2 separate regions of the Homo sapiens genome follow, and region 1 is linked to region 2. A link is a contact called in ENCODE Hi-C or POLR2A ChIA-PET data. All regions are on one chromosome and are shown on one strand. The core of a region is the stretch at or near the end of the contact, and the rest is flanking DNA. Distances in the headings are between cores, read along the strand shown. Region 1 holds the start of NCOA4 (nuclear receptor coactivator 4). Region 2 holds the start of CSGALNACT2 (chondroitin sulfate N-acetylgalactosaminyltransferase 2).

The links. Hi-C counts contacts between places; a loop is a spot of excess contacts on that map. ChIA-PET counts read pairs that join two places held with the same protein, here RNA polymerase II (POLR2A). Pooled maps may share reads with other maps.
Region 1: a map of CD8-positive, alpha-beta T cell shows a loop between it and region 2 (12-fold over the local background). The contact joins the promoter of NCOA4 here to the promoter of CSGALNACT2 in region 2. A Hi-C loop is called at or near these places in 1 of 168 maps with a recorded cell type or tissue (CD8-positive, alpha-beta T cell) and 3 of 50 pooled maps. POLR2A ChIA-PET finds 5 or more read pairs at or near these places in 1 of 52 experiments (Panc1).

What each region holds. Positions count from the first base shown.
Region 1 is chr10:46,028,398-46,035,893 of GRCh38, reverse strand. It overlaps NCOA4 (nuclear receptor coactivator 4), which reads left to right and starts at 5,271. Exons shown (of 10, transcript NM_001145263.2): 1 at 5,271-5,368. LOC105378287 (a long non-coding RNA gene) reads right to left here and starts at 5,119. Exons shown (of 3, transcript XR_945923.4): 1 at 5,027-5,119; 2 at 3,110-3,305; 3 at 45-501. MSMB (microseminoprotein beta) reads left to right here. Exons shown (of 4, transcript NM_002443.4): 4 at 2,343-2,581. The coding sequence ends at 2,472. RefSeq lists an enhancer at 5,226-5,295 and a silencer at 5,656-5,745.
Region 2 is chr10:43,134,810-43,141,788 of GRCh38, reverse strand. CSGALNACT2 (chondroitin sulfate N-acetylgalactosaminyltransferase 2) reads right to left here and starts at 3,344. Exons shown (of 8, transcript NM_018590.5): 1 at 3,222-3,344. CSGALNACT2-DT (CSGALNACT2 divergent transcript) reads left to right here and starts at 3,396. Exons shown (of 1, transcript NR_186456.1): 1 at 3,396-4,965. RefSeq lists silencers at 2,808-2,877, 2,988-3,487, 3,658-3,717, 3,848-4,047.

The DNA of each region.
Region 1 (7,496 bases), core at 4,022-6,521, 2.9 Mb before region 2:
CCTACCATGAACTAAAAGAATTGTATCTCTTCAACAAACACCACTTTATTTTTAACCTTTTTTTTTTATTGTGGTAAAATGTATACTACATAAAATGTGCCAGTGTAACCATTTTAAAACATACAATTCAGCGGCATTAAGTACATTCACAGTACTATGCAACCATAAACACTATTTCCAAATCTTTTTAATGACTCCAATCTGAAACTCTATATCCATTAAACAATAACTCAGATTCCCTGTCCCCCAAACCTGTGGTAATCTCAAGTCTACTTTCTGTCTCTATGAATTTGCCTACTCTAGATATTTCACATAAATACAATCACACTGTGTTTGTCTTTTCGTGTCTGGCTTATTTCACTCAGCATGTTGTCAAGGTTCATTCATGTTGTAGCATGTATCAGTACTTCATTCTTGTTTCTGCCAGAATAATATTCCATGGCATGGTCATACCACATTTTGCTTATCCATTTATTTGTTGAACACTTGAGTTGCTTCTGCCTGTTGGATAAAGTAAGTAATGTTGTTCTGAACATTGGCATACAGTGTTTGTCAATATACAAACATTGGCATATAATGTTTGAGTCCCTGCTTTCAATTCTTTTGGGATATATACCCAGGAGTAGCTTTCTGGGTCATATGGTAATTTTTTGTTTAACTTATTGAGGAGCTGCCAAGCTGTTTTCCACAGCAGCTGCACCATTTTACATTCCTACCAGCCAGCAATCACCTTTAAACATGAAAAACATGAAAGGTTTTAAATGATATTTCCCAATTTTCTAAGTAAACATATGAATTATAGAATCATTGGGAAGCATAAGAGAAAAAAGAAGAAATACCTACTCATAATCCCAACTGTGTAAAGGTAATAACTATTAACATTCTATTTTTATTTATTTATTTATTTGTATTAAAAAAATTAAGACAGGGTCTCACTATGTTGCCCAAGCTGGTCTCAAACTCCTGGGATCAAGCTGTTGTCTCACCTCAGCCCCAAGTAGCTGGGATTACAGGCATGTGCCACCATGCCTGGGCTTCTATCATCATTTATTTTCTTTTTTTTTTTTTTGAGATGGAATCTTGCTCTGTCGCCCAGGATGGAGTGCAGTGGTGTGATCTCTGCTCACTGCAAGCTCCGCCTCCTGGGTTCACGCCATTCTCCTGTCTCAGCCTCCTGAGTAGCTGGGACTACAGGCGCCTGCAACCACGCCCGGCTAATTTTTTGTATTTTTAGTGGAGACGGGGTTTCACCGGTTTAGCCAGGATGGTCTCGATCTCCTGACCTCGTGATCCGCCCGCCTCGGCCTCCCAAGGTGCTGGGATTACAGGCGTGAGACACAGCGCCCGGCCCTATCATCATTTCTTTATGTCTCTTTTCTATATGTTTTTTCTTTTACATAGTGGATATCAAATTTTATATCACAGTTTTGTGGGCTGATTTTTCCACTTAATATTCTAGCACTGGGCTGGGCATGGTGTCTCACGCCTGTAATCCCAGCACTTTGGGAGGACAAGGTGGGTGGATCATTTGAGGTCAGGAGTTCGAGACCTGCCTGGCCAACATGGTGAGACCTCCCCCGCGCCGACCCGCCATCTCTACTAAAAATATAAAAATTAGCTGGGTGTAGTGGTGTGCTCCTGTAATCCCAGCTACTCAAGAGGCTGAGGCAGGAGAATCGCTTAAACCTGGGAGACGGAGGCTGAAGTGAGCTGAGATCGTGCCACTGCACTCCATCCTGGGTGACAGAGTGAAATTCATCTCAAAAAATTAAAGTAATAATAGTAATAATACATAAATATTCTAGCATTAGTATCATCTCATCTCATCAGAACTCTTCAAAATATTTGTATGTACTGCAGCTCAATTAGAGGTGGTCTCTGACTTTCATCAGCTTCTCCCTGGGCTCCATGACACTGGCCTGGAGTGACTCATTGCTCTGGTTGGTTGAGAGAGCTCCTTTGCCAACAGGCCTCCAAGTCAGGGCTGGGATTTGTTTCCTTTCCACATTCTAGCAACAATATGCTGGCCACTTCCTGAACAGGGAGGGTGGGAGGAGCCAGCATGGAACAAGCTGCCACTTTCTAGAGTAGCCAGACTTGCCCCTGGGCCTGTCAGCACCTACTGATGACCTTCTGTGCCTGCAGGATGGAATGTAGGGGTGAGCTGTGTGACTCTATGGTACAGACTGGTCCAGGTTCCTGGAGGTCACACTCTGGGGCTGCCAGCCAAAGGGTGCCCTTAAGTTGGAGTGTGGGTGACTTCCTGAACAGAGCTGGCACTGGGGAGGGGGTGCTCGGGGTCCTTTCTCTTCTAACAGGCCCCAGTTTTGTCTCAATGACAGTGTTTCTACACCTGTGGGTTATGACAAAGACAACTGCCAAAGAATCTTCAAGAAGGAGGACTGCAAGTATATCGTGGTGGAGAAGAAGGACCCAAAAAAGACCTGTTCTGTCAGTGAATGGATAATCTAATGTGCTTCTAGTAGGCACAGGGCTCCCAGGCCAGGCCTCATTCTCCTCTGGCCTCTAATAGTCAATGATTGTGTAGCCATGCCTATCAGTAAAAAGATTTTTGAGCAAACACTTGAATATGTGTGTCCTTTTAATTTATAATTTATGTATGCATTGATTTAATACACATTATAAAGAATACAAAACATTTAAAAAGGGAGACAAAACTACATATGAATGGCCGGGCACAGTGGCTCATGCCTATAATCCCAGCACTTTGGGAGGCCAAGGCAGGCGGATCATTTGAGGTCAGGGGATCGAGAACAGCCTGGCCAACATAGTGAAACCCCGTCTCCACTGAAATACAAAATTAGCGTGGTGGCAGGCACCTGTAGTCCCAGCTACTCGGGAGGCTGAGGCAGGAGAATCACTTGAACCCGGGAGGCGGAGGTTGCAGTGAGCCAAGATCACATCAGTGCACTCCAGCCTGGGTGACAGAGTGAGACTCCGTCTCAAAAAACAAGCAAACAAACAAACAAACCCAAACCCAAACAAAACAAAACAAAACAAAATACATATGAATAAAAGTTCTATTTTTCCTAAACTCTATAATAGGTCATTGTGCATCCCTTACTCAGGGGACCACTGCCACTCTTACTGTTTCTGATGTCTGCACTCTGCTGCCCGTGTCCTGCTGTCTGGTGAACGATGAAAAAAATGTGTGTCTTCAAGCTGGAATTAGATCCCTTCTTTTCTTTACGGTGTTCCTGTTTATCCCTCCTTCCTCTTCATCAGGAAGTGTCTTCTATGATGTGTCCCCCACATTCCTCTGTGTTTGCTTGAGGTCAAAGCAGCTTAGAACAAGAAACAGCTTAGAACAAGCCTGTAAAACAGCTTAGAACAAGCCTGAAGAAAGTGCCCCCAAGACCACATGCAGCCCGAGGGGAATTAAAGGCCAGGGGCTCTGCCTTGCAGATGGAGAGTGGCCTGGGTGCAAGGCCCCAGCATCAGCTACCTCTTGCTACACACAGACCACCGAAAACTTAGTGGCTTAAGACAACGACAACATTGATTCTCTTTTAACTGTTTCTGTGTTAAAGAACATCTGTTCACTCAACAGGTCTGTACTGAGCACCTGGGCCAGGCAGTGCTCTAGACCTGGGGATACAGCAGTGAACCAGAGAGATTTCAGGAGAGAACCCTGTTCTCCTGGGGCTTGGACTCAGCTGTGTGTACGTGACAGATCAGAAATGAGCAAACAGTCATCTGTTGAACAATCAGTGGGCAACTGATAAAGAGCTTTATTTTCCCCTGTCCCCTATCTGTTTAAACATGCTATGTGGGCCAGTTGAGCAATCTAGACAGGTCCCTTAGCTTTCTTGTTCACCTTCAGATAATTTAAAAAAGTGGTCTGAGTTACATTTTGAGTTACACAAAGTCTCATTCCAGGGGCTGCATCTGAATTGAGAGGGAATGGGGGACAGGAGAGTTAAGGGCTCCTTCTGCCTGAGGTCATGTTCTAGGCTGACTTCCTCATGGGACTTTTGTGGGCTTCTCTCTCCACAGCTCCCCTTCCACTCACAGCCTATGACTGTTATCTTAGCTTCTGCATCGTAATCTATGTCTCCTATTGTTTTCTAATGAGGTTGCCTTGCCCCTTGTAGCAGAGTCACTCTTGGATGAGATCCATAAAACCCTGCTATGATCACCTCCTTTGCTGCGGAATGTGGGGAAGCAGTTGGCAACTGAGTATGGAGGACCTCTGTCAAAACTGAGACAGAAAGAAGTGCTATTTAACATCTAGTCACAAGTAAATAATGTGGGTTATAATCTGGGCTGTAGGCTGGACGTGGTGGCTCATGCTTGTAATCCTAGATCAGGTGGGAGGATCGCTTGTGCCCAGGACTTTGAGACCAGTCTGGGTAACACAGCAAGACCCTGTCTCTACAAAAAAATTTAAAAACCGGGCATCATGGCGCATGTCTGTAATCCCAGCTACTCAGCAGGTTGAGGCAGGAGAATCGCTTGAACACAGGAGGCAGAGGTTACAGCAAGCCGAGATTGCGCCACTGCGCCTGAGCGACAGAGTCAGACCCTGTCTCAAAGAAAAAAGAAAAGAAAAAAAGAATCTGGGTTCTGCCATTTATTTATTTACTCAATTTTTTTTTTTTTTTTTTTTGAGACGGAGTCTTGCTCTGTCGCCCGGGCTGGAGTGCAGTGGAGCGATCTCGGCTCACTGCAACCTCTGCCTCCCAGGTTCAGGCAGTTCTGCCTCAGCCTCCCGAATAGCTGAGGCTATACGCGCGAGCCACCACGCCTGGCTAATTTTTTTGTATTTTTAGTAGAGAAGGAGTTTCACCGTGTTAGCCAGGATGCTCTCCATCTTCCGACCTCGTGATTCGCCCGCCTCGGCCCCCAACGTGCTGGGATTACAGGCGTGAGCCACTGCTCCCGGCCTATTAACTCAATCCTTAGAAAAACAAATGTGGCAAAGGTGGAATCATACAACATATGGCCTTTTGTGTCTTACGATATTCATTTTTGCATCTGAATGTTCAAACTAAATAATATCTACCTTGTGAGGCCATCTGAATCACTTAGGATGGTCCTTGGCACCAAATTTGCCTTCAAAAAAGCATTTGCTTCATTTAATTTCGATTTATTCACGAAGGACTAAAGGACACTGCAAGGGCGGGGAGGGAGTGTGCGCCTGCGCTCTGCGCCTCCTAGAGGGCAGTCAAGGGCTTCTGGCTGACCCGAGCGGAGATCTCGCGAGACTGTCAGACGTATGGCGAGAGGTGTGGGAGGAAGATTGTGTTGTCGCGAGAACTCTGCCTTTGGGCCGTAGGTTAGTGTGGGGCCGTGTCTCAGTCCACCCAAGGTCTCCTCGGATCGCCTGGAGAGGCACTCGGACCTGGTAAGAACGCTGTGGGCCGGGTGGAGGCTCGATGACCGCTGGCCCGCTGGGCCCGGGCTTGTCCGCCCCTTCCCGACCCGACCGACACCGGGACCGGTCTGCCTTCTCCTTCCCTTCCCTCCCCTCCACACGCCAGGCCCGGGCACCTCTTCCTGCCTGCCCGCCGGGCCCGGGCCTGTCTTCTCCCCTTCCGGCCACACGCCGGGCCCGGGCCTACGTTCTCGCCTTCCCGCCACACGCCGGGCCCGGGCTTGTCTTTTCCTCCCCGACCCTCCTCGTGCCCGGCCGTGGGCCTGTCCTTTCCTCCCCGACCCTCCTCACACCCGGCTCGGACACCTCCTGCTCCCCGCCGGCCTTCCCCTCTCTTTAGGTGTGACAGCTCCAAGTTTCCTGTTTCTCTCGCCTCTTGCTTGGATGTGGGGCGAGGCGAGGTCTGTTTTGCCGGACGGGCACAGAACATAATCCATTTCTAGCTTGTCAGGTGGAAATGCAAAGAAGATATTGGGTTTTTTTGGCCCTCTGTGTGCCAAACACATACTGTCACATTTAATTCTCCCAATAATCCCGAAAAGTAGCTTGATTATCTCTGTTTTACAGCTGAGAAGAGTAAGGCTTGCTCATTCATTGGTTCATTCCACCAGCAATCATTTATTTGGTGCCTGTATGTTCAGGATGTTGAGGATAGCAATGAAAAAAATGGACACCTAATTCTCATGGAACTAAATTCTTGTTGTGGGGAAAACAATAATCATAATCTTACGTGGCACGGGATTTAACATGGAATGATGCCATCAAGAATGGCAGAAGTAGAATGACAGAAGTCAGAGTGCTGAATTTATCTGACCCCAAAGGCAGAGCTTTTTTACTTTTAACTGTGCCTTTTTGTGTCACTTTCTAATCAGGGTCGGGTTCACCACAGTAATTGCCTTTTGGATGGACTTAGCTTTCCACCACGCACTTGGTAATTTGGAACTAAGTTTATAGAGACTCTTGAGTTACTTATTGGAATGAGGATGGCACAGGAAGTCATAGTTGGCCCATTTTTATACCGAGATCCTAGTGTGACATTTCCAAACTTTAAAGTACTTGAGACCGTTTGAGAAAGACTTACCCTAAGGATGCAGTGGCTTAGGCAATTTACTTGGTTTTCTCATTTGAAGATTTGCTAGCTTGCAGATTTGTTCAGATAAGTAAATGAGATTATGTATGTAAAGTCCAGCACAATAACGTTCCTTTCATTTTCTCCTTTCCTGCCTTCCAGGGAGCCTTTGTCCTTGGGTCTCTAAGGAAAATCCTACTCTTTGAAAGTTTTGTGGTAGTTTTTATCTAAATAAATCTCTACAATTACATTATTACCTTTGTGCAAACAGGCATTTCGGAAATGGAAAAACATGTTGAGCTATGGAAGGGGAGGAAGATGTCCTTCTCAAAGGGAGAGAAGATATTTTAGAACTACATAGTACCCCTCACCCCCCCCTTTTTTTTTTTTTTATTAAATCAGTATAGCTGTGCCAGAATCTCAGGATCCGGTGTAGGGGTTTCATAAAACTCCATAGGATATCCTGACACATATCCCTCCCCCGGTTGAGAGTCCCTAAGTTAGTGTTTTATAATACTTTCCCTCACATAGTGTTAGCATTCAGAGCCAGTCATTGCTGCTGCTGATGGACTTTGAACTCAGTCTCTTATTTCAAAGAATTAGTATTTTCTGCTTGGTTGGTGAATCTATGACACGAGTTCTCCTCTAGGTGGCAAGCTCACCATTGTGTTCTCAGGGACTATCACAGTAGTGTCAGTTTAGGTACTCAATAAATAGTTGTTGGATGAATACATAATACCTTAATACTTAATGATTCCTTCAACATACCAGGTGTGGTTAGGGACTTTGGACTCAGATCTGGGATTAAATCTTGGCTCTTCTACTTGGGAGTTTGTGACTGTAGGTAATATATTTAACCTTGTCAAGTCTGCTTTTTTTTTTTTTTTAATTAATGGTGATGATAATAGCCACTTTAATGAGGGCTAATTGAGATAGTGAGTTTTTTAAAAAAAGGCTCGGCACATAGTAGACTAGATGTAAATACTTACTGAATTCATTTACTCAGTAATTAATTGTTGAACACCTACT
Region 2 (6,979 bases), core at 2,095-4,594:
TCCTACCTTCGCGATCTCTGTTATCTCTGTGGTTATTTCTTCTTTTCCTATTTCTAATGCCTCCTGGAACTCCTATTAGATGTATATTGACTCTTCTAGATCTACTTTGCATGTCATGGGTAGTCTTTCCCACTTTCTTTTTTTTTTTTTTTTTTTTTTTTTTTGAGACAGTTTCACTGTCAGCCAGGCTGAAGTGCAGTGGCAGCCTCCACTGCCTGAACAGCTGGGACGACAGGTGTGCACTACCATACTGCTAATTTTAAAAATGATTTGTGGCCAGGTGCGGTGGCTCACGCCTGTAATCCCAACACTTTGGGAGGCTGAGGCAGGTGGATCATGAGGTCAGGAGATCAAGACTATCCTGGCTAACATGGTGAAACCCGTCTCTACTAAAAATACAAAAATTAGCCGGGCATGGTGGCGGGCGCCTGTAGTCCCAGCTACTCGGGAGGCTGAGGCAGGAGAATGGCGTGAACCTGGGAGGTGGAGCTCGCAGTAAGCCGAGATGGCGCCACTGCACTCCAGCCTGGGCAACAGAGCCAGACTCCGTCTCAAAAAAAAAAAAAATTATTTGTAGAGACAGGGTCTCATTATGTTGCCTAGGCTGCTCTCAAACTCCTGGAATCCAGAGATCCTCCTGCCTCGGCCTTCCAAAGTGTTGGAATTACAGGCATGAGCCACCACACCTGGCCCTTTCCTACTTTCCATGTTTAAATATTCAAGAATCAATTGCTTTTTTTCATGGCAGCCTGTATGTGTTCAGTAGGCATAATACCTTAACAAATTTGAAGATACTAATACTTACTTTAAAGCTTTCTTTTGTCTTACATTAGCTCCACTGCTTCAGTGCCTAGTTCTGTATTTGTTTGGTCTGAAGCTTCTCTTAGATGCTACCGATTTCCCACAAATGTTTAGTGATTTTTGTTGTGTGTTCACATTATAAATGTGCTAGTAGTATCTCAGTCCATATGAAAATCACTGTACTCCTGCTGTGAATTCACATTTGTAACTAGCCCTATAATTCAATTTTACACTTATACCTAGTGCTTGTGTAGCATGACAATAACAATGTAAGTTCTTTGACTTGCAGTCCCGTGATTCTTCAATCCACTTTCAGTCATATCCTTTTGGTATTTCATTTCCTCTAAAAAACCACTAACTTGAGTAATACAGTTCTTAAGTAAATGTTATGCTAAACTTCAGAGTCAGATCCTCACCAGCTCTAACAGACTTGTCTAACAGTTAAACAAACAATGACAGTCCGACAGAAGACAGTCATAAATGTGCAATTCAAAGGGTAAATAATAACATGGTAATGAATGAATCACTTACGTCTTGAACTCATAATAGTTATGCTTTTTTAAAACCAACCTTGAATGTTATATTAGTTAAAATAACAAATTCTATTACATTAAAAAAAAGATGACTCCATGTTGGTTAAATTTTCTGCCTTTGGTTGGTAATGGTATGGTTGGTAATGACTCCATGTTGGTAATTTTCTGCTTATGCCATGACTCAGTCATTCTATAGCTGACAGAAATGCATACAGATGCTCACCAAGACATTTAATTTACAAGAATGTCCACAGTACTCTTTTTTTTTTCTTTTCTTTTTGAGACCGAGTCAGGCTCTGTCGTCCAGGCTGGAGTGCAGTGGCACGATCTCGGCTCACTGCAACCTCCACCTCCCGCCTCAGCCTCCCAAGTAGCTGGGCTTACAGGCGCCCGCCACCACGCCTGGCTAATTTTTGTATTTTTAGTAGAGATGCGGTTTCACCATGTTTGCCAGGCTGGTCTCGAACTCCTGACCAAGTGATCCACCTGCCTCGGCCTCCCCAAGCGCTGGGATAAAAGGCCTGAGCCACCACGCCAGGCCCACAGTATTCTTAATATCCAAAACACATCATATACAAAAATTGGGAACATAAATGTCCATCAACTGAAGAGTAGTCACATATTATTCAATAGACTATTACACAGTAATAATACAATACCATGAAATAGCATGGGTGTGTCCCACAAACAATATGCTGAGAATACTACGTGATTCCATTAACATGAAGCTCAAAACAGAGAAAACTAAAAGCAGATAAGAGAAGTTAGAATACAGATGGGAAAACAAGGATATAACTGACTTGGAAGAAGCACAGGAAAATAGGATGATGGAAATGTTCTATGGTTATAATTTGATATATCTGGTGGTTCCACAGGGTAATAAGTATGTAAAAATTCATTGAGCTGTACAATTAAGATTCGTGCTCTTATTGATTTCATATGTATTTTATGCCTCGACAAAAACAAAGAGAAAAATGCAGCTTCTAAACTGGTTGGAACTGTGTTTATTTAGGCCAAAATCCTCTGAGCCACAAATACTGGAAATCCATCTTTTTTCATTCTTTTAGTTACATGACAACTTTAAACAAATGGTACAAGAACAATAATACAAAATGAACGCTAACACTCAGTCCTAAAATACTTGGCTTCTTACTTCCAAGATCGAAGCTACTATTTTAATACAACATTCAAAAAACAACATTAATTACCAGACATGAAGGCCCTGCTCCCGCGAGCCTTGAATGACGGTGAAACGTCACGACATCCCATATCTATCTCAAAAGCACGCTAGAAAATACCTCCAAGTTTAACAAGCCAAGGACTCAGGAAGAGAAGCTTCAGATGTATAATCAAACTATCATACCGCCAATACCATCATCACAAACAGAAGTATCACTGTCGTGCTTCCTGCGTTGCTCAAGGGTAGAGTCATTTTTAAGGTGCATTCTCCGACAACGCCAGAGGCTCCCCATCTCCTCCGCCCCACTGAGCCCTCCACGACAGAGCATCTTTACCGGCGCTCGCTCTGCCATCTACAGATAAAGAGGGGCTGAGGGCAGAACTATTTTAACGCGATGACGAGGTCACCACTGATTAAAAAGTTTATCCACTGAGAGGAGCAGAGATGGTGATGAATAGGTAAAAACAAAACGAAACAAAACAAAACCCAACACTGACAAGCGAACCAATCGTCTCTGGCCGCGCTTTCCCTAAAACCGGTGCCGACTCCGGCAGGCTCATCCCTGAGAGACAGGGCCCCCCGCAGGACCGGTCCGCTAGGCGACCCCACCCGACCACACAGGAGCCCGCAGCCCCGGCGCCCGCACCGCCCGGGCCGGAGCCGGCGGGAGTCGCGGACCGGCGGGCGAGGCCGGGCCAGGTACTCACCGCGCTCGCCCGCTCTGCGCTCCACCGCCTCCTGCGCCGCGGGGACACCCGGGCGGCGCCTCACGCCTTGGGCCCGCCGCCGCCTCAGCCACCCACCCCCGGGCGCGCCGCCGCGCCTGAGAGGCCACTTCCGGCGCGCGCGAGGAAATGAAGCCGCCGCGCGCCCGCGGCCCCGCCCAGGAAGCTCCGCCACTGGCAGCTGGGTACCGATTCATCACCGACGTGTTTAAAGTATCCGTGTGTGTGCCTCCAAAAACCGTTTGTGGAGACAGCAGAGTGCCCGAGGCAGGAAACCGCTCCGGCCTGGAGGCGCCCCTGCCCGGACTCGTGGACTGCAGCGCTGTCCCGCTCGGAAGCCGATCCTGGGAGTCCGAGCGGGGCCGCGGGGCCTGCGTGGCAGCCGAGTCGAGGGCTTCGGGCCGCGGGGCTGTGGAGCGCCCCTTGGCGCTGGGCCGCCGGCAGCCGTGAGCGCATCACTGCATTTCCCTGGAGGAATTCCTCATCTGTTGAATGAGGGAGTTGAGGCGGACACGCTGGGAAATGGCTTCGAGCTCACACACTGATTTTCGTGAGTGGAAAGAGAAGCCCTTTCTTAGGCGTCTTCCATACCACTGCATGTTCCAGGGTCCTCCCTGGGCTCTCTGTCTCCCACGCCACCGCGAGCACGGCCTAAGCGGGCGAGCGAAGGCGCGACGGCGCCGAGAGCCGGCTGTGGTGGGTGCCGGGCGCGTCACCGCGGGCTGGCGGGGGAGGGGACGCTGGGAAGCTCTCCAGAAAGAGGAGCCGCCACCGAGCAAATTCCCATCTGCCACGCACCGCAGAGCCTCGCCCTCCGCCGCCAGCATTTTCTTTCTTTGTTCTCCTAGCCCTACAAACGCTGGGTTTCCTTTCTCATTCGTGGACTTTTTTCCCTGGATCCTTCTTACTGCTCCTACCCTGTGGCCGCACGTCTGGCAGATGCGCGGCGGGCGCTGCCTGAACCCCCGAATCCTCACAAGCCTCTGTGCAGCGGCCACGGCCCTCAGCTAGCGGCGGGGAGACTGAAGCCGCAGGGTCAGGGTTAGTTGCCACATGTTTTAAATTCCTATCCAAACTTCCATTATAATTGTTTTTATTTATTTATTCATCTATTTTTTGAGACAGGGTCCCGCTCTGTCGCCCAGGCTGGAGTGCAGTGGAGCGATCACGGTTCACTGCAGCCTCCCCACCTCCGACTCCAGCGATCCTCTCGCCTCAGCCTCCCGAGTAGCTGGGACCACAGGTGCATGCCACCATGCCCGGCTAATTGTTAATATTTTTTTTGGTAGAGATGGGGCCTCCCTCTGTTGCCTAGGCTGGCCTTGAACTCCTGGGCTCAAGCGATCTTCCAGCTTCGGCCTCCCAAAGTGCTGGCATTACAGGCGTGAGTCACCCCGCCTGGCAAGAATTGTTGTTTTGAAACTAACTGAGGTTCTCCCATCAATGGATTTAAATTGTTACTTTTTAATGATTTTTTTTTAAGTAGCCAAATACTAAATGTATGTAATTTGAATGTGGAGAGAAGATAATGCATGATTCAAATTATGTGGCTGATCATGGGTGATACACTGGGATATAGTTGTAAAATAAGTAGTTCTCCTAGGGAAAATATTAAAGTACAACTGTGTTGGGTTTAATATCAGAAAAATGTAATTAAAAACATTTCCTGCCAATAATTTCCAATCTGATACTTAAACAAAACAAAACAATAAAAGTTTCCCATCTCTTTCGGGCCTTTTAAATTTCTACCAAAAGTAAGTGATGCTGGCTGATTCCCCTGCTATAGCAAGTTGTGAATAAATAGCCTTTGCTGGTTTCCACAGTTTTCCTGGTGATCCCATGGTAAGTCTGTACTGCTTGTCCCTGAGGTCCCCAGGCTTCCACCCATTGTGCCACCCAGAGGCCCCTCATGCCTCCATGTTCTCGGCCTATCAGGTGCGCCGATGTGGTCAGCACTAGGGCTCACCTCACTCTGCGTGGAGGTCTCTGGCTATTTATTCTCAGTTTGGTACTCTGGTTTTGTTATTGATTCTCATTTGTCTGGCATCTCTAGTGGAATCAGGCCATTCTTTTTATCCCTTTTCACTGTATTTTGTGTTAGTGTTTAGTGTTGTGCTGTCAAAAAGTGCTGCTTGTCATAAGAAGGAAAACCGTAGGAAAGGACACAGGCATGGGGCTCATAAGCCTCTTGTTTGAGCCAGCCTCGCAGCTCATGATTTAGCAGTTCTCATCACACCGGCCTCTACTTGGAGAAACTTTGCTGTGGGTTTCCAGTAAAACTGAATGAGGTTCTCCTTCCGTCTCGCTTTCATGTCCTGAGAGACACAAACATTCCATTTCTCGCCAGCCTCACCAGCCAGCATTCATGGTGTTGTCTAAGTTTAAATCTCCTCCTCCAGAAAAAACTCCTGCTTCTTACATATACTCTCTAACAATTCTAATCCTTACGCCCATCTCTGAAAAGCATTAACTTCACCAAGGTTGATTTGGTGAAGATCTTATTTGGAGAACATCTAACTTGAACAAAATTGCTCATTTGAGAGATGCCTTAGAAACGAAAGAGAATAAGATTTCTTAGGCCCAATGAGCAGCCTTTTTTGATTGGTAGTCAGAGGTCTCCAAATGATATTCTGATTCAAAAAGTGCTTCCCTGAAAGACTCTGGCTAAAGCTGATGAGCGATTTGGCAAACTTAAGCAGCAACAACCTAGACTCATTTTCCTAGTAAATCCTTCTGCTTATCATCCATTTGCTTCCCTAATACAGCTCTCCCTCTTCTCCCCCTTATCCTTCTGATCTCTTCCCTTCCACACATCTGTCCACACTTCTCTTCCTCTTGTCCAGATCCCTGCCCTTTCACAACAACCCTCCTATGACCCCAGGATGCCAGCTGCCTCTCTGAAGGCCTATTCCTCCATGAGCCCCATATACAGACAACTGTGGAATTTAAACCTTAGACCCAAGCTAAATTAATAACCATAATTAAGGATTTCCCCAAACCCAGGCAAGATCAGCAACTATGCATAAAATAATTAAGAATACTTTGGTCAGGCACTATGGCTCACACCTGTAATCCCATCATTTTGGAAGGTGAATCAGTGAGGACTGCCTGAGCCTACAAGTTAGACCAGCATGAGCAACATAGTGAGATCTCCATCTCTATGGAAAAAAAAACCCAGGCATGGTGGTGTGTGCCTGTAGTCCTAGCTACTCAAGAGGCTAGATGGGAGGATCACTTGCGCCCAGGAGGTTGAGGCTGCAGTGAGCCATGATTGCACCACGGGCACTCTAGCCTTGGTGGCAGAGCAAGACCCTATCGCAAAGCGGCGGGGGGAAGCATGTGACCCAGTGTTACCTAACCCATATCAACTTGTACACATTGACCAGAACCTTGCATGCTAAATCCTGAATGGCAAAAGTTGACTAGACTCCCCCAAAAGGGATCCTAGGATCCCACTGTCCACAATAAAACTGAAGAGTTAACAAAGAGGCTCAAAACATAGGGCAAAGTCTTCTAAAAGCCATATCTCAAACATTCCCCCCACCAAAAAGATTAGACCATAATCCCTTGTCATGCAAAAACAAACAAACAAACAAAAGGACCTGCAGGAGTTTTTTTTGGGATAGGCTAGAAAATACATTGTATCATTTGGGAGTCTAGAAAGTGGCCCTTTCATTGCTTGTTGTCAAGGAGCTAAATCTGAAATCGGAGACCTAATCAAAAACAGAAATGAGAATGGG